4 separate regions of the Mus musculus genome follow, and all the other regions are linked to region 3. A link is a loop called in an ENCODE intact Hi-C map of the cell type or tissue named here. Cell type or tissue: heart. All regions are shown on one strand.

Evidence for each region. Peaks named below come from ENCODE experiments on the same cell type or tissue, not always from the same donor. Only the 100,000 strongest peaks of a DNase experiment are listed, where the experiment ranks them.
Region 1: it touches region 3 in a loop (9-fold over the local background); 27 of 42 quality-filtered maps call a loop at or near these places.
Region 2: it touches region 3 in a loop (3.0-fold over the local background); 13 of 42 quality-filtered maps call a loop at or near these places.
Region 4: it touches region 3 in a loop (2.1-fold over the local background); 8 of 42 quality-filtered maps call a loop at or near these places.

What each region holds. Positions count from the first base shown.
Region 1 is chr8:126,592,603-126,597,602 of GRCm38, forward strand. It overlaps Irf2bp2 (interferon regulatory factor 2 binding protein 2), which reads right to left and starts at 1,384. Exons shown (of 2, transcript NM_001164598.2): 1 at 1-1,384. The coding sequence starts at 834. It overlaps Gm31546 (a long non-coding RNA gene), which reads right to left and starts at 3,566. Exons shown (of 2, transcript XR_388210.1): 1 at 3,273-3,566; 2 at 1,663-3,060. In heart, a CTCF peak has its summit at 1,975; DNase peaks (open chromatin) are centred at 1,459, 2,069, 2,929, 3,719 and 3 weaker places; H3K4me3 peaks cover 4,475 bases; H3K27ac peaks cover 5,000 bases.
Region 2 is chr8:126,495,338-126,500,337 of GRCm38, forward strand. It overlaps Gm51605 (a long non-coding RNA gene), which reads right to left. Exons shown (of 2, transcript XR_003947621.1): 1 at 1,951-5,000; 2 at 1-529. Among named protein-coding and RNA genes, the nearest start is that of Gm51605, 2.9 kb to the right of the region's middle. In heart, no CTCF peak of the experiment used is centred here; DNase peaks (open chromatin) are centred at 1,794, 2,424, 2,784 and 3,374; H3K4me3 peaks cover 847 bases; H3K27ac peaks cover 1,840 bases.
Region 3 is chr8:126,837,739-126,842,738 of GRCm38, forward strand. It overlaps Gm31718 (a long non-coding RNA gene), which reads right to left. Exons shown (of 8, transcript XR_879375.3): 3 at 3,808-3,901; 4 at 3,474-3,515. Among named protein-coding and RNA genes, the nearest start is that of A630001O12Rik, 8.8 kb to the right of the region's middle. In heart, a CTCF peak has its summit at 2,222; DNase peaks (open chromatin) are centred at 1,413 and 2,123; H3K4me3 peaks cover 1,205 bases; H3K27ac peaks cover 3,529 bases.
Region 4 is chr8:126,756,135-126,761,134 of GRCm38, forward strand. Gm45805 (a long non-coding RNA gene) reads right to left here and starts at 2,219. Exons shown (of 3, transcript XR_003947622.1): 1 at 1,967-2,219; 2 at 1,030-1,119; 3 at 1-711. In heart, a CTCF peak has its summit at 1,907; DNase peaks (open chromatin) are centred at 417, 2,047, 3,017 and 3,717; H3K27ac peaks cover 1,100 bases.

The sequences.
Region 1 (5,000 bases), 250 kb before region 3:
CTGCTCCCCGGGCGCGCGGCCTTTGCCTGCACCCTCGGCGCTCAGCTCGCTGGCCCCGGCCGCGCTGGATAAGCTGTCGGCCGGACTCCGGTGCGCGGGCTGCGCCTTCTCCTTGCTCGGCTCGCGCGCCTCGTGCTCCGCCGCCGCGCTCGACACAGACGCCGGGCGTTTGTGGGTGCCCAACTCGGCGGGCTGAGCTCCCAGGCCCGGTGTTCCGCTCACCGCGGCCAGTGTGGCCGCAGCACGGCCGCTCAACCCCAGCGCGGCAGAACCGTTGACCAGAGGCACCAGAGTGGGCGGAACGGCGTGTGCACGCCGAGGGTTCGGGCTCTGGCGATTCAGCTCCGGCGGCTCCTCCAGTTTGGAGAACCCGTTGGGCACCAGGATGCCGTTCGCCGGCGCGGACTGCTGCGCGGCCGACTGTGGGAGGCCTGCACCCGCACGCGTGCTGAAGTCGGAGGCCAGGCGCGGGGCACGATCCGGCGCCAGCGGGTAGCGCTCCATAGCCTGAGCGCGCGCGGCCTCGGCGCCCGCGTGGCCCAGCTGCGGCGGCGGCTGCAGCAGTAGGTCCTTGGCCGACAGTGGCGGTGGCTTGGCGGCTGCGGGCTGTGCACCGGTCGGGGAGCGGCCCTCCGGGAAGCAGCCGTGAGCACGCTTCAGCTGGCGGGCCGTCTCGATGACGAACTCCACGCGGTCGGCTCCCTCGTAGTTGACGCAGCCGCGGCACACGGGCTCCGTGAAGTCCCAGATCATGGCCCAGGGCATGCGGGGCAGGTCACACAGATAGCACGACTGGCGCCGAGAGGCGGCCGCCACCGCCACCGCCGCGGCCATGTCCGCACAGCCCGCCGCGCCGCAGGAGGAGCCGGGTGAGGGGACGCCGCCGCCCCCCGTGGATCCCGCGCGCGCGCGCCGGCCGGCCCAAGCCCGCGTCTGCGCGACTAGCGGCGGCGGCGGCCGCAGGCGAGGAGGCGGCGGCGGCAGAGCCCGGGCCGGCGCGGCGCCCGCGCGGCGCCCCCGGGGCACGAGGGGCGGCGGGCGCGCGGCGGGGCGCGCCTGCAGGTCCCCACGGGCGGCGGGGCGGCGCGGCGCGCGCGGGGGCGGCGGCTCGGCCGGGGCCGCGGGCTGGGGCCTCCAGACCGGGGCAAAGACGGGCCGCGAGCGCAGCAGGTCGCGCTGGCGCCCGGGGCGCAGAGCCGCGCGAGGTACGGGGGACGCGGGGCAGCCGCCGGGGCAGCTCAGCCCGAGCGGCGGGGCATGCCGCGCGCGGCGGCGTGCAGCTCGGTCCCGGGCCCCGGCGCGGCCGCTGCACAGCACCCACTGCGCCTCAGCTCCTGCGCCGCCGCTGTTGCTGCTGCTACCGCCGCGGCCGCTCCACTTCTACAGACTTGATTCTTCGACAGCTCTGCACGGCGCCTGCGCGGCCCCCTCCCTCCCTGGCGCGCGCGGCCCCGTGCGCCCGCCCTCCTTCCCTCCCTCCCTCCCTCTGCGCTCTCTCGCGCGCCACCCTGGATTCTTCCGTTTCTCGATCGCGTGCGCGCCGGGACTGAGGCGCAGACCAGTTCACGCGGCCCTAGCGCCGCAGGTGTGCAGCTCGCGTCCCCAAGAGTCCCGTGTCACCCCGCCTACCCAGCCAGGATGCTCCAACCCATGGCCCTGTTCTTTCGATTAAATCGTGCAAACTGTTTTATTTTACATGCAATGCCACTTTATCACTTGGTTACTGGCAGCCTCCTGAGCATGGAATTTGGAGCATAGCGAGGCGCACTTTGGACTTTTCCTTGTTAGCGTCTCACTTGGCTTCAGCTGGGCGCGCGCACGCTATCAACACTCTGCCCTGTTTTGGTCGAGGAAGCAACTACACACTGCCGCTGCCCCTTTAAGTTTTACAAAAACTTAGTGCTCAGGCAGGCCCGGCCTCTTTTGCGCGTGCACTGAAAGGAGGACGCACAGGCCCGAGGCTCCTCAGGCGCCGCCGCCCAGCGTCTTATGTAGGTCTGTGCAGCGAGCGCGTGACGTGGGCAAGGGACGCTGCCACTGCGCAAACTCCACATAAGACGTGCCCAGCGCCGCGGGCCCTGGGGCCGCGCCGAGCTAGTGCACATTCCAGGGATCTGGGCTCTGCAGCGCACCGCGTCACGGCTCAGGACCCGCCCCCGGTCTCTGGCTAGTAGGCCCTGCCCCACCGCCTCCGCGGGGCCGAACTTCGAGTGGCCAACTCTGGGCGCGCGCTGTCCCCTTTGCGCCTAGGGCGTGCGCTGGCGGGTGGACTTGGCTGTCTGTTGTACCATCCGGCTTAGCCCAGTGGGCACAGACGCGCCTGGCAGCATCGCTTCGTTGTTCCCTTCCACGCTGGGCAGTGAGGGCTGCCCAGAGTGGACGGAACACCGAATTGTACACTTTGGTAGGGAGCAGGGACTGGTGTGTGCTGTCAGTGGTCGGTCAGTCAGGCTCTGATTTGAGACCTACTACTCTGAGTAAGAGCCGCTTTTGCTTTTGTGGTGAACAACGCAGGTCCACCTCTCTCCCCAAGATTGGAATGGGCTGGTTAAGTGTGGGAAGAGCAGGGTACTAAGTACATTAGCTTTCCTACAACTGGATTGGAAGGTGGAAAGGGAGGGGGGAAAAATCTGCTGACCTTTTTTTCTCCGGTGGCTGCTATTGAAAAATGCCAGGTTGCTTCAAAGAATAGCCACAAGAGGAAACACGCCCCACAGAGAAGCAGCCCAGAGAGCTGTTTAGAGCACAAGAATAAACCTGTTGGAGGTGGCACAGAAAGCTTAGCGCCAGATGCCAAGGGCGTCCACAGGCTAACCTTGAACGTCTCTCTCGGGGCTTTCCAGAGAAGGTACATCTGTGTCAAGGGCCTCCCCAGCTCCCCTTCCAGTCACAAGCCTGCCTCACCCTCTCCAAGCCTGGAATGGGGCCTACCCGGATCCATTCCCAGAAGCAGCTGGTGCCAGCTGGTTTGGGCACCTGCTCCAGGACCTGTCAGTCTGGTCACTCTCTTCCAAGACCCTGTGTCACTCATCTGAGCACGTGATTTTGACCGTGCAGAACCTGAGTGGAGGAGATGAAGCTGCCCTGACTGCAGAGTCATCTCAGTGCCCTGAGAGATGGCCCACTAGGCAGACACAGAAACATTAAAACAAAGCAGAACCTCCCTTGAAAGCCTGGCCTGATTGTACTCGGTCCACCTGCCAGCAGCCCACAATGCCCTCTCCAGGGAAAGCCGCCACTACAACCCAAAATAGAATTGCCGAGGTACATACAATGTCTGCCTTGAGAAATGCGAAGTGGAGCTTCTCCAAAAGACCGGCATTTCCTTTGTATTTCACACTGGCTTCATGTTGAAACTGAGCTGTTAGAGCTGTGCGCAGGGGGGGCGGGGGGGGGGAGCCTCCCTCCACCCCCTCCAGATGCCTGCCTGCTGGAAAATGGAAAGGCTATTTTAGATCTGGGCTGTCCTTCATAAAAAGCAACCCGGCTCCAGGGGGTTAAGGTAGGTCCTGGATCCAGGGCAGCAAACCCTTATACTGTATCAACAGCCTTTCATGATGCCTGGCCTTTCATGTAACTCCGGAGCCGGTTTTTTTTTTTTTTTTTTTTTTTTTTAATCGATGTATGCTAAGTAAACATAGCTTTGTTTCTGTCTTCCACCCACTACCCTCCCTCCCGCTGCAGACTGGAGCTGGATCCTGTCCAAAGCGGCTGCTGCTGGAGTTACAGCCTGCCTCCTCCACACACAGGAGCGGGGTTTCTAGGGTGAGGCAATGCGTCTGCAATTCGCACAGACAAGGCAGGAATTGTAATTGTAGCTCACCATGTGACGACTTATGAAAGAGGAAGTTGGTATGTTTTAGTCACGTAGACTGCCCTCTTGCTTAAGGCTCCGGGTCCTCCCAGAAGAGAGTGAGGATGAGCTTGGCTGTCCAAGAGTCAAGGTTACAGGATTGGCTGCAGCATCTGTGTGTGCATTCCTTAGTGGACAGGCAGGCAGATGCTGTGGGTTGAGGCTGGCGCTTATTCAGGACACGGGAAACTTGTGATTTGTCTTAAGAACTGAAGGAAATACTCTACAGGGAGGGGGTCTGTGGAGACTAGACGAGCAACAGTTTTCCTGACTTTAATTCCAAAGATCTCTCCTTTTAAATACAAATCTGTGTAGGGGGATGGGAAGGGATTCTAATGCTTAAGTCTGTGGGCCAAAACAGATCTCAGTCTATAACCACAACATTGGACATGAACATCAGATCTGTGACTCTCCTCCCCAGGCCTCACTGCAGCGGAGGTGAGCCCCAGGCATGCAGGAAGCCCTGTGCCCACAGACTATAGGATAGGGTGCTACAAGATCACCCATGTGGAGTTCTGCCTTCAGGACCCCAGCGGAATTATGGATGCTTTATACCATGGCATCCTAAATTTGTGAACTCCATGGATTAATGGCTCCCCCTCCGTACGGGGCAGCCTTAAGTGACAGTCATCCTGAGGACGAGGGGAACAGGCACAGTGGCTAAGCACTTGCTCCACAAGCCTGAGGGGTTGAACTAGAATCACCAGAATCCATGTAAGCCAACTACTGTGTGGCCATAATTTCAGTGTTCAGAGATAGAACTCCCCAGACGCGCAAGGACCAGCTACCTGAGGTACTAAACAAGAAAGGACAAAAGACCCCATCTCAAACAAGATGGAAGGCAAGGGTGGATAACTGAGGTTTGACTCTTACCTCCTAAAATGTGCCTGCACTCAAGTTTGCATTCTCTCTGTCTGTCTGTCTGTCTGTCTCTCTCTGTCTGTCTCTCGTCTCTCTCTCTCTGTCTCTCTGTCTGTCTCTCTCTGTCTAACGAAAATGATGTTTAAAAAAAAAAGCCATAGTAAGGTCTTCTCACCTCTGACCTCAGCTTCCATGAAGGAGAAAATAATTCCTCACATGTCATTTGCATTTCTGTGGGTGGCACTGCCCACCTTGCTGACTGGCAAGAAAGTGAGCAATGGGGAGG
Region 2 (5,000 bases), 340 kb before region 3:
TTTTCATACACGTTTACGATACATTTTGATTATATTCACCCCATCGTTCTGCCCCAACCCCTCCCAGATCCACCTGTATTCTGCCCTCCCCCAAGTTTATGCACTTGATTTTGTTGTTTATTTCCTTTCCTCTTTTTTTTTTTTTCAACAGATGAATTTGCACTGCCCATTTACTCCTGAGTGTAGGGCTAGCCACTGGAGCATGATTAACCAACCAGGGGCTGTACACTTAACAAAAACTGATAATTCCTCTCCTAGAAGATATCAACTGTCAGTAGTTCCTAAGCCCTACCCCGTTCATGCCCCTCCCCTTCCCTTCCACGTCCCTCCCCTTCCACGCCCCTCCCCTTCCACACCACGCCCCTTCCATTCTACAATATAGACAACTTGATCTTGCGCAGGTAACCACAATGGCCATGCGTTCAGGGGTGCCGCAGTCCAGTCGTGTCCGGAAGACATTTCCCTTGGCCCCTTCCCGATCTCTGGGTGTTATAGTCTTTTCATCTCTCTTCCACGACGGTTGCCAAGCCTTGGGCAGGGAGAATTATATAGATGCTTCATTTGTTGAGCCCTCCAACATTTACTCTCTGACCTCTGATTGGTTGTGAGTTTCTGTGTTAACCGCCATCTACTGCACAAAGGCACTTTTCTGATGGGGGCTGGGAACTACACCAATCCATGGTATACAGTTATAAATTTAAAGGGCAATTTGAGGGCTGGGGAGATGGCTCAGCGGTTAAGAGCACCCACTACCCTTCTGAAAGTCCTGAGTTCAATTCCCACCAACTGCATGGTGGTTCACAACCATCTGTAATGGGATCCGATGCCCTCTTCTGGTGTGTCTAAAGACAGCGACGATGTACACATACAAAGTAAGTAAATAAATCTTAAAGGGCAATTTGATTATTTAGTATAATAATAAGCAGTATGTTCTCTCTGGGATCTTTGGGGCTCCCTGACCACAGCACATGGACAGATTTGTGGTACCAGACATCTGTCTCCTCCTGTGGAGTTGGCCCCAAGTCCAACTGGAAACAATAGCATAACAATTACTGCTATTCACAGGGCTCTCAGCTTGAAAAGATAATTGGTGACATGTTAGCCCTGACTGCCTTTCAGTACTGAGAGCTGGCCACAGGGTTGAAGCTTCCTGGTCCCTACTAACTTGATTTCTCTATTTCCAGTAGCCTATGTGTGTGATGTCTTCAGCAATAGGATCCCCCCATCGAGTCTACTGGGTAACCAGGGGCAGAGGCAACACAATGCTCAAGTCTTAATCCCCAGAAGATCATTTCCTCAGAAGATGGATGCATTTGGGGACAAGGCCTTCAAAGAGATGACTAAGATAAAAAGCAGTCAGGAGGATACGTCCTATTTCAACATGATTGATGTCCTTATAAGAAGTAGATTAGGGTACAGGCAGTCATAGAGTAAAGACCACTGAGGACACGGAGAGATAACGGTTGTACCGTGCCCTTGGGAGGCCTCCAAAGACACCAACTCTAAGAAGGCCTTAACCTCAGACTTCTAGCCCCAGAACAAAGAAAATGTTAACTGAATCACTCATCGTGTGGGACACGACTACCGAAGCCAGAGCCATCTTCACAGCTACTTGGTCACATGTCAGGCCTCCTCCAGGTATCAGAGGCTCTTGATATGGTCTGTGATCTGGTCTATCAGCATGAACACCCATGAGGCTGGTGTTCTGAGGGTGTCAACATGTCCACAGGTGGAGTTTGAAAAGTGTGGGGTTCAGCAGACTAGAGAAGAATGTACATATGTTTCAGGCAGGGGTGAGACAGGGACTCCTGTGCTCAAGTGTTAGTGGAGTCGTGACAGGGAGAACATGGTCTGGGAGGGTGTAAGGCAAGGCAGACTTCTCAGAGCTGTAAGCTCGTGTCAAGTGCTGGCCCTGGGGCTGGGGTGCAGCTGAGTTGCTGGAATGCTTACCTATCAGCCGTGAAGTCCTGGGTTTGATCCCCAGCACGATGGTGTGATGATGTGCCTCTATAATTCAAGCACTCAGGAGGTGGAAACAGGAGAACCAAAACCTCAAGGTCTTTCTTGAACACATAGCAAGTTTGAGACCCTGTCTCTAAAAACTAAACAAAACTGGCCTTGAAGCCATTGAAGTCGTTGTCTGGTTCAAGAAGGATGTGAGGCAGTGAGTATCCGGAGGTATAATGATGAGTAGGAGCGGGCACATCTGACCTCCTTGTCTTCCGTTGGTGTTTTGAAACAGATCTTTAAAAAGCCCAAATGAGTTCCCTCTGAGTTCTCCATTAATGAGAAAAAGGCCCGGATGGTACCTGCAATGCTAGCCAGTGACCACCAGATGGCACTCTGTCCCCGCTGTGCAGGCTCACAGCCCAGGGCCTCAGGAAATGTGTCACTGTGCCTCCTTTGCCCGACACTCCCCCTCCTCCCGCAGCAGTCCCGTGTCTACACCACAGGAAGCTCGTCTTTGGGGACATGTGTGAAACTCCACACCGCCTGGCTTAGCTCTGCCTCCTGTTCCTCCTGGGGACATAGCAAGCAAGATCTCACCTACCCTGAAGAGGCCCGAAGAGTCCTCCAGGCGCTCCCGAGCCTGCGTTCTGGCTAGGCACTGAGCTTCCATTTTGAAATCTGCTGCCCAGGAGAAGCACACCCGATGGAAGAGAAGCATATTTCAGAACTATGTATTGATAGATCTGCACCCCTGGCACGAATGCAGCCCTGCAAACACGGCTACCCTGGCATTTAGACCACTTACAGTGGGGTGTAAGACTGACGTAATCCCCAACCTCGGCCCTGGAGAATTAATGAGTTGTTCATGCCATGAGCCGTGAAAGAAAGACTTGCACTGGGGTGGGCGGTTACTGCTTGCCCAGAGTGGCGGAATGAGCCATGGGGCTGGAGGCCAAAGGACTCGGGCCACCCATGCAGGGAATTAACTCCCAGAGATCCATCGCAGGCACGGAGGGCACGGAGCAATCGCTCCATTTGAAGTTTGCATGCCTCTCGGCCCTGCACATCTGAGACTTGGGGTCCATCCCATAGGAACCAGTCCATGACCAAAATCTGGCCGTTGAAAATCTACTGTTGTCAAGCTCTGGCTTTTAGGCAGAGAGCCCTGTCCTTGCTTTCAACTCCAAAAGCAATGAATAATTAATCATCACATTCTTGAATAGAAAGGACGTTTCAATGGATGAGTGACACTTTCAATAGGGTTCTCTGATATTTGCTGTTGCTTCCTTCTGTCTGAAGCAGGACCCCAGGAGTGAAAGGAAGCGAAGACAGAGGCAACATTGTGTTTATTACCGGCTGTGCTTTTGACCCATCAGAAACTGGAGTGGATAGAGAGCAGCTGGATCGGATATTTACCTTGGCACCTGCCCCGCACCAGGCTCTCTCTCTCTCCCATATGTTATATAAGCAGTTTCATGCTCCATACTCGGGGCAATGCTTGGCAGTTGGCTTTGAACCTTTTGTGTGAGTGTATGTGTGCACATATGCCTATGGGTGCCTGTGTGTATGTGTTGCTTGTATGTGTATACATGTGTGTGAAAGGCCAGAAGGCAATCCCAGGTGTCCTTTCTTCATACTATCTGTATTATTTTTTTGAGACTCTTTGATCTGACCTCACCAAGCAGACTAGACTGACTGGCCAGTGAGGCCAAGGGATCTATCTACCTGAGTCCTTGTCTTAGTTAGGGTTTTACTGCTGTGAACAGACACCATGACCAAGGCAACTCTTGTAAGGACAGCGTTTCATTGGGGCTGGCTTACAGGTTCAGAGGTTTAGCCCATTATCATCAAGGCAAGAAGCATTGGCAGCATTCATGCAAGCATGTTGCAGGAGGAGCTGAGAGTTCTAAGTCTTCATCCAAAGGCAGACAGGAGACTAGCTTCCAGGCATCTAGAATGAGGGTCTCCAAGCCTACCCCCACAGTGACATACTTCCTCCAACAAGGCCACACTTCCTAATAGTGCCACTCCCTGGGGCAAGCATATTGAAATCACCAAAGTCCAAGTCCCAAGTACTAGAACTACAAGTGTAAGCCAACACTTCTAGGTTTTTTTGTGTATGTGTTTGTTTTGTTTTTCTCTTTAGTGTGGATTCTGGGCATTAAACTCAAGTCCTCATGGTTGCAGGGCAAGCACTTTACCAGCTAAGTCATCTCCCAGATCCACACCTGGGCTCTCACATGAAGAACCAATGTTTAGAGAGGCGAGGCAGCTTGGCTTGCCCAATGTCACACGTGCTTTAGTAGTTGGCATAAGTCTGACTTCAAAGTCTGGGTTTATCTCTCAGCACCAAAGTTTCATAGACTCATGAACTTCATAGTCAAGATGGACCTGGTGTCTGTGTGTGTGTGTGTGTGTGTGTTGTTACACATATGTGTTAGTTGCTTTGTACACCTGTGCACATGTAGAGGTCAGAGGAGGAAGGCAGGTGTCCTGCTTTGTCACTCTCTGCCTTGTCCCCTACAGGATGACCTCTCAGCGAATCCAGAGCTAGGTTGGCAGTAGACAAGCCCGGGTAATCCTCCTGTCTCCATCTTGCACATCACTGGGGTTACCTGTAAGTGTGACTATGCCCAGCTTCTTACACGCATACTAGAGATTTGAACCGTAGTCTTCAAGCTTGGTCATCAGATGTTCTTGCCTGCCTAGTCATTTCCCCAAGCCCTCCAGAATTTCCCTACGATGAAAGCTAAATAAATGTGACCATATATGAAGTCAAAGGCTGAAGCTGGAAGACTGAGACTTCAGGATTCAGAGAGCCTGGAACTGGAGAGACAACACAGCAGTTACAAACACTTGTTACTCTTTCAGAGGACTCTTCTGCCCTAACATGCCCCGCCCCCATACATCCCAGAAAGATGAGTGTGGTGCAGTAGGGTCTCCACAGTGGGGAGAGCTGTGGTCAGAGGAGTTCCCTCAACCTTTCAGGGGCCTTTCAAGGATACTGATCCTTGACTTCAATGCAGGAAGAAGTTCAAGAGAAACCACTG
Region 3 (5,000 bases):
ACACTGTCAATGGGGGCTGTAATCCTGCCAAGAATAAAACCAGCTGAAGCACTGGAAAGAAAAAAAAAGAAAACCAGGCTGAGCTGTGGGGCCAGTGATCACCCTTGAACCCAGTCATGCACTAGTGCTTTCTGAAGGAGCATCTTCCGGGTCAGAATCCCTAACTCCACCTGAGAACTGTCCTCAGCACCTCCTCTGATATCAGCCTACCATAAAACGAGAAGAAACACAACAGACACATTCCTACCCAGAGAGGATGATTTAACACGTGCTTGCTGGGACTTCTTATAAAAGCGGAAATATAAAATCCTTACTGCAGCAGCACAGGTCTCTGAGCTGCCAGGTGACCCCCTAGCAAGTCCTGTGGCTTTACTGCAGTTTCTTTAGCATTTTGGATGCGCTAGTCGAACGCCATAGCACTAGGAGCCAAATAGCGTCATACAATTAAGGTGGAAAACATCGCATAAATGCAACGGAGGCCAGGGCTTAAATAGCCACATATGGTTTCACAAAACGTACTCCGGATCATCAGCCAGCAGTAAAAACACACAGGAGGGAGATGGTCTGGCTGGAAATGAACTGCAAATTGATAAACATGTAGTTGCTAATGCGGTGTTTATTATTTTTTACTGGGATAAAAATTAACTTGTGCAGCCTTGGCTAGCCAGCGGCTTGAACTCTACCATCTGGGTAGTGGAATCGGCTGTTTCTGGAACTCCAGGTTACAAGTTAGTGTTGCCAGACCGTATTCGTGAACAGGTCCTGCATGTCCAGATAGCAGAATGGAGAGAGGTTTCAGCAAAACACCATAGAACCTGTCAGGGCAGCAAAGAGGACTACCAGGAGGGAGCCACTCTGTTTTGAATTTGTACATGTACCTGTGTATGTCACACTGACATATGTGTGTCAGTGCATGGGGAGGTCAAAGATCAACCTTGGCTATCATTCTTTGGGAGCCATCCATCCTGTGTTCTGAGACAGGGTCTCTCACTGGCTCTGCGCTCACCTATTAAGCTACTAGGTTGACTGGCCAGCAAGACCCAGAGAGCTGTTTCTACTTTCCTAGCACTGGGCTTGCAAGCACATGTCACCAAACAGTTTTTTATGTGAGTTCTGGAGGATTGAACTCAGGTCTTCGTGCTTGTGTGGCCAGTACATTACCGACTGAGCCATCTTGCCAGTAGTAATCCCACATTTCAAGTGGAGAAGGAGGCTGGCAACTTCCTGGAAAATCACCTTCACCTCAGGAAGCCAGACAGGCTGCAAATCCTGGCCTTCTAGAGAGGCAAAGAAGAGATTGCAAGGGATGCAGGGACTGGGGGATGGGGTGTGTGAGTGTGTGTGTGTGTGTGTGCAGGAAGATCATGAGGGCACTGGGGGCAAGCCTGAGCAAGCACAGCCAGTCATGTGACAACCCCAGCAGCTGCCCCAGCTGCAGAGCTGACCTCTCTGTCCCCAGGGGCCCTTTGTCATCAGCTGGATCAATTTACTTCAGCTACAGTGTCCTCACAAGCAGGGACTGAATTATGACTCGTGGAAATCCCCTCTGTACCAAGGAATCAGGTAGCTTTCAAACTCCCAACAATTAATGGCTCTTTTGGTCAAAGGAGAACATGAGGCAGGGAGGCGTTGGAGGAGGGGAGAGCAGCAAGCAGCGCTCTGGGTCTCCGAACAGGCTGTTCAGTTTCTAGTAAATTAGAAGGGGTGGATGGTGGAGGTACCAGTAATGTTACCCTGTAGAATGCGGTCTCCTTTGACGTCAGTGAGATGCTTCTCTCCCTTTCTCCTTTTGCCCTCCTTCCTCTCTCCTTTCCCTTCCTGTGTCCCTCCCTCCTCCCAACATCTTTACACGTCACAGAGTCATGCTGAAAACAGCTCTGAGTTTTACAACACAGCTTCCAGACGCAGAAGATCCCCCCACCCCCACCCCCCACCCCACCCTGACAACACTGCAGGGCAGAATGCAGGCTGTAGTGGGAGGCAGACAAAAAATAAAAATGTTCATGTGACTCAAAGCAGGAAGCAGGACACATTGCTGGGAGGAGGCGTCACCACCACAGGCTGTGCATTCCTGCCTTGCCTGGCCAGGTTAGCCATCCCCTCCAAGGGAGCATTCCTCTGTGGCAAGAACACACACTGGTCTCAGACAATCCTGAAATAGAATCTTGACGAGCATGCGCCCTGCTCTGAGGCCACTCAGCCTGGTGTCCTGGCTCCCCCTGTCTCTTCCCAGGAGATGTGTTCTCCACACATCAAACAGTAGCAGCTGCCCCCTTGTCAGAACGGAGCTAGTGAAAATAGCATTGCAAGGCTGGCCAAGCACTCTAGATCCAGACCAGAAATGCTGCTGTTTTTATTTAAATTGCACCTGCATATACCCACACACATACATAATGCATGTGTGCATACACAGGTTCATGCACATATGCACATGCACGATTACACATGCACTCACATGGACACACATGCATGACTGCTTCCACAGAGCATGCTGTGGGTATTAGAGGGGGTTGCTTTCTGGGTGGCTAGTCTCAAAAAGTCTACTTGTTTCTGGAGTAAAAGGACTCTAGTTTTCTGGGGTTTTTGTTTTTTGTTTCCCTCAGGCAGCTTTTTTTGCAGCTGGTTTGTATATGCATTTGGTTTGTATATGCATTATATATATGAATATGATGTGACTCTTTGAAGAAAGAATCATATATAATATGAAGGTAGAACTGGGTCTATATGGGAAAGGAGAACTTAAAGGAGGTGGGGGGAGAGGAGGTGGGGGAGAGGAGATGGGGAGGGAAGTCAGGAAAGGGAAGGGAGTGGGAGAGGGGTGAGGGAGGGGAATGAGGGAAGAAAGATAAAATGTCATATGTCTTCTCTCATGTATGGAACTAGATTTAGCTATATTCACATATATAAATGGCATAAAAGCGGCAAGTCTTAGAGGAAAGGGAGAGGGGGACAATGAGTGAGTAGTGGAGGAAGGATGGGGGAGGATAATAAGGAAACAAATACAAAGTATATGGATGAAAATGTCATCATGTGAAATCCATTATTTTATATACTAAAAAAATACTTCAATGAATTAAAAATAAATAAATAGTTTTTATGGGATAAGACCTTGACCCCAAGGCTTTGTCCTAATAGGCACCAATGAGGCCCCAGATGGGGTTGGGTGTAAAAGCAGAGAGCAAGCGTGAATATCCTGCTGGCCCCACCATCCTCTGCTCTAGAAAGCAAGGGTATCAGGAGGCTTCAGAACAGGGAGCATTTTGTAAGCCAGTGTCCCAAACAGTCTTACAGGCATGAGGTCATGGGGGAAAACACATACACAGAAAGAAGAGAAATTTTGGAATCTATTCCAAAATTAGAGGGGGAAGATAATGAAATGTGTGTGCATGCACCCTCAGTCTGGGGAACCAGAGACTGTATGAAATTGCCATGAGCAGATAAAGCCATTCAGTAAGAGACGGAGTCCAACTCACCGCAAAGATATATTTAACATGCGTAGATGGATGGATGGGCAGCTGAACAAAGAGAATGAATTGTTTTAGAAAACAAAGATGGTAAACAGGACTCAAAGCTTTTGGGAGGGGCTGGGCAGGTTTGGGAAATAACAGTGTGTGAGTTAACAATGAAGAACATTCTAACCCCATACCCGGGGGTGGATGGAAGTGGGTGTGTCTAACCAAAGGCAAATCCGTGTGCCTTCCATGGGAACAGTGGGCCTTTATGTGGTCCTGTGTACCGGAGTCCTGCCTCTCCTGTCATGACACCCATTGGCTATTGTTGAGAGGGGGTGACTACCCTTCTGCTTACCTACAATGCAAACGTTCCAAGAGGCCTGTAGGAGGCTGAACTCTGACACAGGGAGTTAAAGCCAGCTTCCTCACTCTTCTTCTCTCTTCCTCACCTGGAAAATGAAGGCACAGAAGGAAGTTAGGATGGAAAGAAATGGTGGCCACCTGCATGTAACCTTCCAGTACTGCTTGAGAGCTCTGAGTCCCGGGGGCACACACTAAGGGCTGGACTGACAGCAAGGGAGTAGGCATCTTGGCTGGGAACAGCCTGCTAAAGGCTCTCACTTCTTCACTGTATCCTCACGGGGACTTCTTCCTCACAGGAGACCTACCTAACTGTTTTGGGGTCACTGCAGAGGTGCTTCACACAGTGGGGCTCCTTTATGTCCTTTCAAATGCATCTATTGTATGGCAGTTTTCTCTAAACCAAGCCACTCTATCTCAGAGGAGAGTTAAGATTCCGAAAGTAAAATGAAGCTTTCAAGGCTCCAGAAAAAAAAAAAAAAAAAAAAAAACAAGAAAAAGACAACAACAACAACTCACAAATCTCATGAAGTTCCTAAGACTTACAAGATACACAATGCTTCTCCCAAAGGCTATATGAGCAGAAACATTTACTGGGGAGAAGAGACTTTCCCACCAGTCAAGCTGCCTTCAAGTGGTATGGGAAGCTCCAGAGATAGAGCTTCTGGGAATCATTGCACATACTGGAATGGGACTTCTAGTGCTACAGCTTCCTTTGAGTCATCCAGGAGCCTAGAAGTAACACTTCCATCACCCTTGCTCATTGATTGCTTCATCGAGTTGGACTTCAGGGGAATTGTTACTCTGGTCTGTCACTGGTACTCTACCAAGGATGAATTTTTTTCATATCTTATTAGCATAACATGTTAATGTCTTGATCCACAGATGTGCACAAGGCAGCATGTTCCTGCCATGGCACATGCTCTCAACTCAAGTCTCATGTTAGACATTTTCCTGAGAAAGGTAGTGATTGAGATGAGGGCCCAGTGAGGGACCCAAGCGGAGATCCTGCATGGACAGCATTTTCCTCAGATCACAAGGAAAGAAGGAGCCTGATCCTTCCCCCATCCTATGCCGCTCAACAGACTGACTCTACCAACCTACCTGTCCCAATAAGAACATTGACTCTTAGCAGGAATTCCACCATGAGCTTCATGGGTATGCTATTTCCCGAATAAGGGGATGGAC
Region 4 (5,000 bases), 82 kb before region 3:
TTGCAATCTCGTGCTACATGCATTCTTAAGACAACGTGAGGCACACTAAGGACTGCAGAGGAAAGGTTTTCAGTAATGGTATTTTGAGACAAAACAATAAGTTAAATTTGCTCAGGGAAAAAGAAGATGGAAGTGGGGGTCTCAGGGAAGTGGGGTCTTGGTTAAGTGCAATGAGTAGCTTCATTAGCGGCTGAGTTCAGTTCCCAAACTGACTTAGTTCCATTCATTTGTTCAAAGCTATTGGCATGCTAATTCCTCTGTCAACTGTTTACAGATGCTTGCCCTTGGCCCTGGACTCTCTTCCTGGTCCTGGGGATAAAACAAGGAACACACAGTACTCATGCAGCTTACACTCTGAGGAGACGGGAATGAACCCAAGTCACAGAGCTCCCGAGCTCACATCCAAGCGTAAAATGCTGGTTTGCTAAACCACACAGGCTGTAGTCTACACCTTAAAGCTCAGAAAGACTGTCGGAGCCCTCCTTCTGACTTTATCCCAGAAAAAAATCAGCCAAGGCATTTTAGCTCCCAACCCGGGGCAGATGTCACATCCAGCAGGAGACTTGAAAGCTACAGATGCGTTGACCTTTGTGGGTGAGAAGCTGGGTAGCCCTGAAGAAGGATTTTTGCCAGCTGAGGTCTGTCACATGTCTGGAGGAGATTCCTTGAGCTTGGGCTTCTTGAAACGCAGGACTTCAGGAAGACAGGGCCCTGTGGGTATCAATATAAGTAGTCCATGCTTTCCACAGTCCCCATAGTTAATCCCATCTGTGAGACCCCCTCATTCCATCTTATTGCCCTATACCACAGAAGCAGGGGAGGGTCCTCAAGGAACAGCATCTACTATCATGATCACAATTGCTTAATATCACAGAACCATGGTAGAACCTTCTAAGACAGACTCCAAAAAGGTTGCACTATTGCCAAACTGAAAACTAAGAGTCAACCAGGTTTTCCTGGGCCAAGTCAAGTGGTGAATGTGTCCAAAGCATGCAAGGATCAGGGCTGTAAAAATACCCTATTCCTCACCAGTTCTGGGGAAGCAGAACTAGATGCTCAGGGCATATTGGCCAGCCAGTCTAGCCAATTGGTAAGCCCCAGTTCAGTGGGAGATGCTGTCTTTGATGATGATGATGACGATGATGATGACGACGATGACGACGACGATGATGACGATGATGATGACGGTAAGATAATGTGGAAAGTGATAGAAGAAAATGCTCAGATACTCAGTCTGAACCTCTGACCTCTACACACACACTCATTGGTAAGTGTATACACACACACACATTCACACACACATACACTCACACAGAAACACATACATACACATATACACTCATACACAGATGCACATACACTCACACACACTCACACACATATATATAGTCACATACACATAAATACATATGCACCCACACACAAACACATACACACACATACACTCACACACACACATACACTCACACAGAAACACATACATACACATATACACTCATACACAAATGCACATACACTCACACACACTCACACACATATACATAGTCACATACACATAAATACATATGCACCCACACACAAACATACACACACATACACTCACACACACACATACACTCACACACATACACTCACAACAAACATACATACACATACCCTCTCTCACACACATACACATACATACACTCACACACAAACATACATGCTCTCTCACACACTCACACACATACACATTCACACACACACACACACACACACACACACACACACACACTTTCACTTCACTTTCCCAAGAGTAAGGGATGAGAAAAACCCACTGCAGATGGACCGCTTTCAATCCTGTCTGTGTGCTTAGATATCCCCCATCTGGCCTACAGAAGTAGTCCACATGAGGAGGCTGCTGTCCCTGGAGAGGAACAGGAACCATCTATAGTGGTTACAGCTCTAACGTCCTTTTCCTGGGTACCTCCTTCCTGCAGGGTGAGGCAGGAAGTGGCCACCAGCTGCCTTCCCTGCCAACTCAGCTGTGTGGCCTGCAGTCAGATGTCCTCACATCTCCGCTGGTCCTTTGGGTGAAGGTGTTCTCCTTTCCTGGTAAAGCGATATTTAAGGGGCAGGAAACTCAAGTGCAGAAGAGAGGCCTGCGGCGTGGTTGGAGGCAGAGCGAGGGCCAGGACAGGGAAGTGAAATGTCCTCTCCTTCTGTTTTCTTGTCATTGCTGAGCAACACTCTCTGTGTCCACAAACCTCTAAGTGTTTGCTTTTATAACATCTCACATTCTGTGCTAAATTTGTCTAGCCACTGTGCTCCAGCCATTTTTAGCAAAGGTACATTGGCTGTTTTCTTTGCAGAATAAAACCCAAGTTTCATCTACATAAAAGCTGCACACAGAAAGAGGTGACATTTCCTGATCAGCCCTACAGGCCTGCCATGAGCTCAGACAGGGCTCCTGGCTGACTTCCTAAAACGTCTCAGGAGCTAGGGATATCTCAAAACACCCAGTCCCAGTGGGATCAGACATTCAGGACGACAGGAACGATCGTTTGTGGAAGTGTCATGGTGGGGGAGAATAGAAACTTCTGGCTATAAAACACCTAGTTGTAGCGCATCCAAATAATAAATGTGGCCCTAAAGGCATGGTGAGCCATTTTTGAAATATTACCCAATTCTGAAATAGTGCCCAAGCCTACAAAACGTGATGAGCAGCTCCCAGCTTGTGCACAGCCCTGGGTTCAACCCTCAACACTACCCCACCCCCAAGTCACCAAATATAGTGTCGGAGACAAAAAAAAAAAATCCATAAAAGGCATCCAGATATCAGAAAGAAGTTGGGAATTGTGGGAAAAATAATTAGAATGTAAGGAGGGTAAAATTATGAGCAAAGGGGACCCAGTCAGTAAAGGGTTGGCCAGACAGCATGAGAACTCGAGTTTGGATCCCAAAGCCACACAAAAGTGAGGTGGGGTCTCTTGTGTAGACGGTAACACCGGTGCTGGGATCAGGGAGGGGTCCAACCTTGGAACTCATTGTCTAATCTGAAATTAAGGACTCCAGAGTGAGTAAGATGCCCTATCTCAAAAAGTCAGGTGGAAAGCAATCAAGGAGTATACCTGACATGGACCCCTGTCCTCTATAAGTCCATACACGTGTGTACAGCCCTGCTCCCCACCCCCCATAATCTTATACCTACACCACACACACACACACACACACACACACACATGCACAAGTTATGAGAAAGGAATTAAACTCATTTCAAAAGACCTGAAATGTTTTTAAAGGGACTATGTATAGCTCCTAGAAGTGAAACATGAACCAACAAAAGCTTCATACATGCAGGTGAAGGGCCTTCACTCCACATAAGGGGGTACAGGACATCTTGGATGATGACCCGGAATGAAGCATAATGAGATCACTGAGATCGAAGGGACCTTAGTATGCTTAACACAGGAGCACGTGAAAGGATGGGGAGGGGTCACTATTTCCAAAGACACTGCCGGAGAGTTTTTCTAAAACAGGGAGTGGGGGAGGGGGGGACGGAAGAAAGAGAAACGTCAAAGAAAAACATGAAAACCTGGACACGCTGTAAGAAAAAGCTGCCAAAGACAAAAATAAAAACAGGCAAGCAGAGAAGAAGGAGAAGGGAAGGGTCGGCAGTTCACTCCACGACAGACTTTTCAATCGCAACAATAGAAGTCAGAAGTCAGTGGAACATCCAGGCTTGCAGAGTGACCTCATTCCCTTCCCAAACTAAAAATAGTGAAGAAACAAATAGAGGCTAAGCCACAGAGCTTGCCTGAGGCTACTCAGTTACAGAGACAGGAAGAGCTGGGCCCATGGGCTGTGATCTAGCTAGTTATTCAGGGCTACTCCTAATCCAAGACTCTGAGGTCAGCAAACTGAGGCTTTAATTTTTGAGCAAGACGTTTCACGGCTGTCCTTTCACTGGGTCTTCCAAATGATGTAGACGGTCCTACATCTAGGGCCTGAGAAGCTGGTAAGATTCAGGAGCAAGTGAGAACGCAGCCTCTGTGCGGTAAACAAAGCAACGGTGCAGAAAAATTAAAGGCAAGTTTATGTAAATATACCTGATGGGCTTTTCTAGCTGAGATTGCTCAGATCATTTGTGCACAGCAAAGGGAGAAAAGACCAAACACCATTAGGGACAATCTCTGGAAGAAGTGACAGTCACCCAGAGCTCACATCTGTTAAACCAGATGTCATGCAAAGTGCTCAAAAGACCTGAGCATTAAAGAGAAGGCAGGGAAATAGGCAGAGTCACCAGGAAGAAAAACATCTTTCTCAGGCATGTCACGCACGCGCGCGTGCACGTACACACACACACAAACATGCACACACAGTAGTTTTGGTGTCACCGTGGTATCTAAATGTTAGCATCCAGCAGGCAGCTAGAAAATCACCCCTGTGGAACTTCTGACAGGACCAGAATCTGGTATCAGGTATTGCAAGGGAAAGCCGCTCAGTGGTGGGGTCTGGAGAGACAGCTCAGAATGTAAATGCTCAGGGGGCAAGCTTGAGAACTTGAGTCCTGATCTCCTGCAGTCAGGTGCAGGGAACACGTGTCTGCTATCCTGGAAGTGGAAGAAAGAGGCAGGAGGATCTCCATGACTCCGTGGCCAGCCAATGGCAAGTTCCAAATGCACTATAATCAAAAGAATCTGCCAACACTGAGAAGATGTCTTAAAAACAAACAGTATTAGTCTGAAGCTATCTGATTTATTATTTTTTTCTAAAGACTAACCTAACCTTAAATGATAAAGGATCCCATCCACTAACATCTTTTCTATTACCCAAACGTATATTGAAAGGGTAGTTCATCGACCCAATCATTGTCTTAATCCAGCAGGCAAAAAAAGAGTGTAGACACAGCAGTAAGTTAGTTGGTTAGGGTGTGAGTACCATTTATAGGACAAACCGTTCTGAGCCGCAGAATAGCCCTGTAGTGTCAAAGCTGAAACAGAGACCTCTCCCTTCCATTT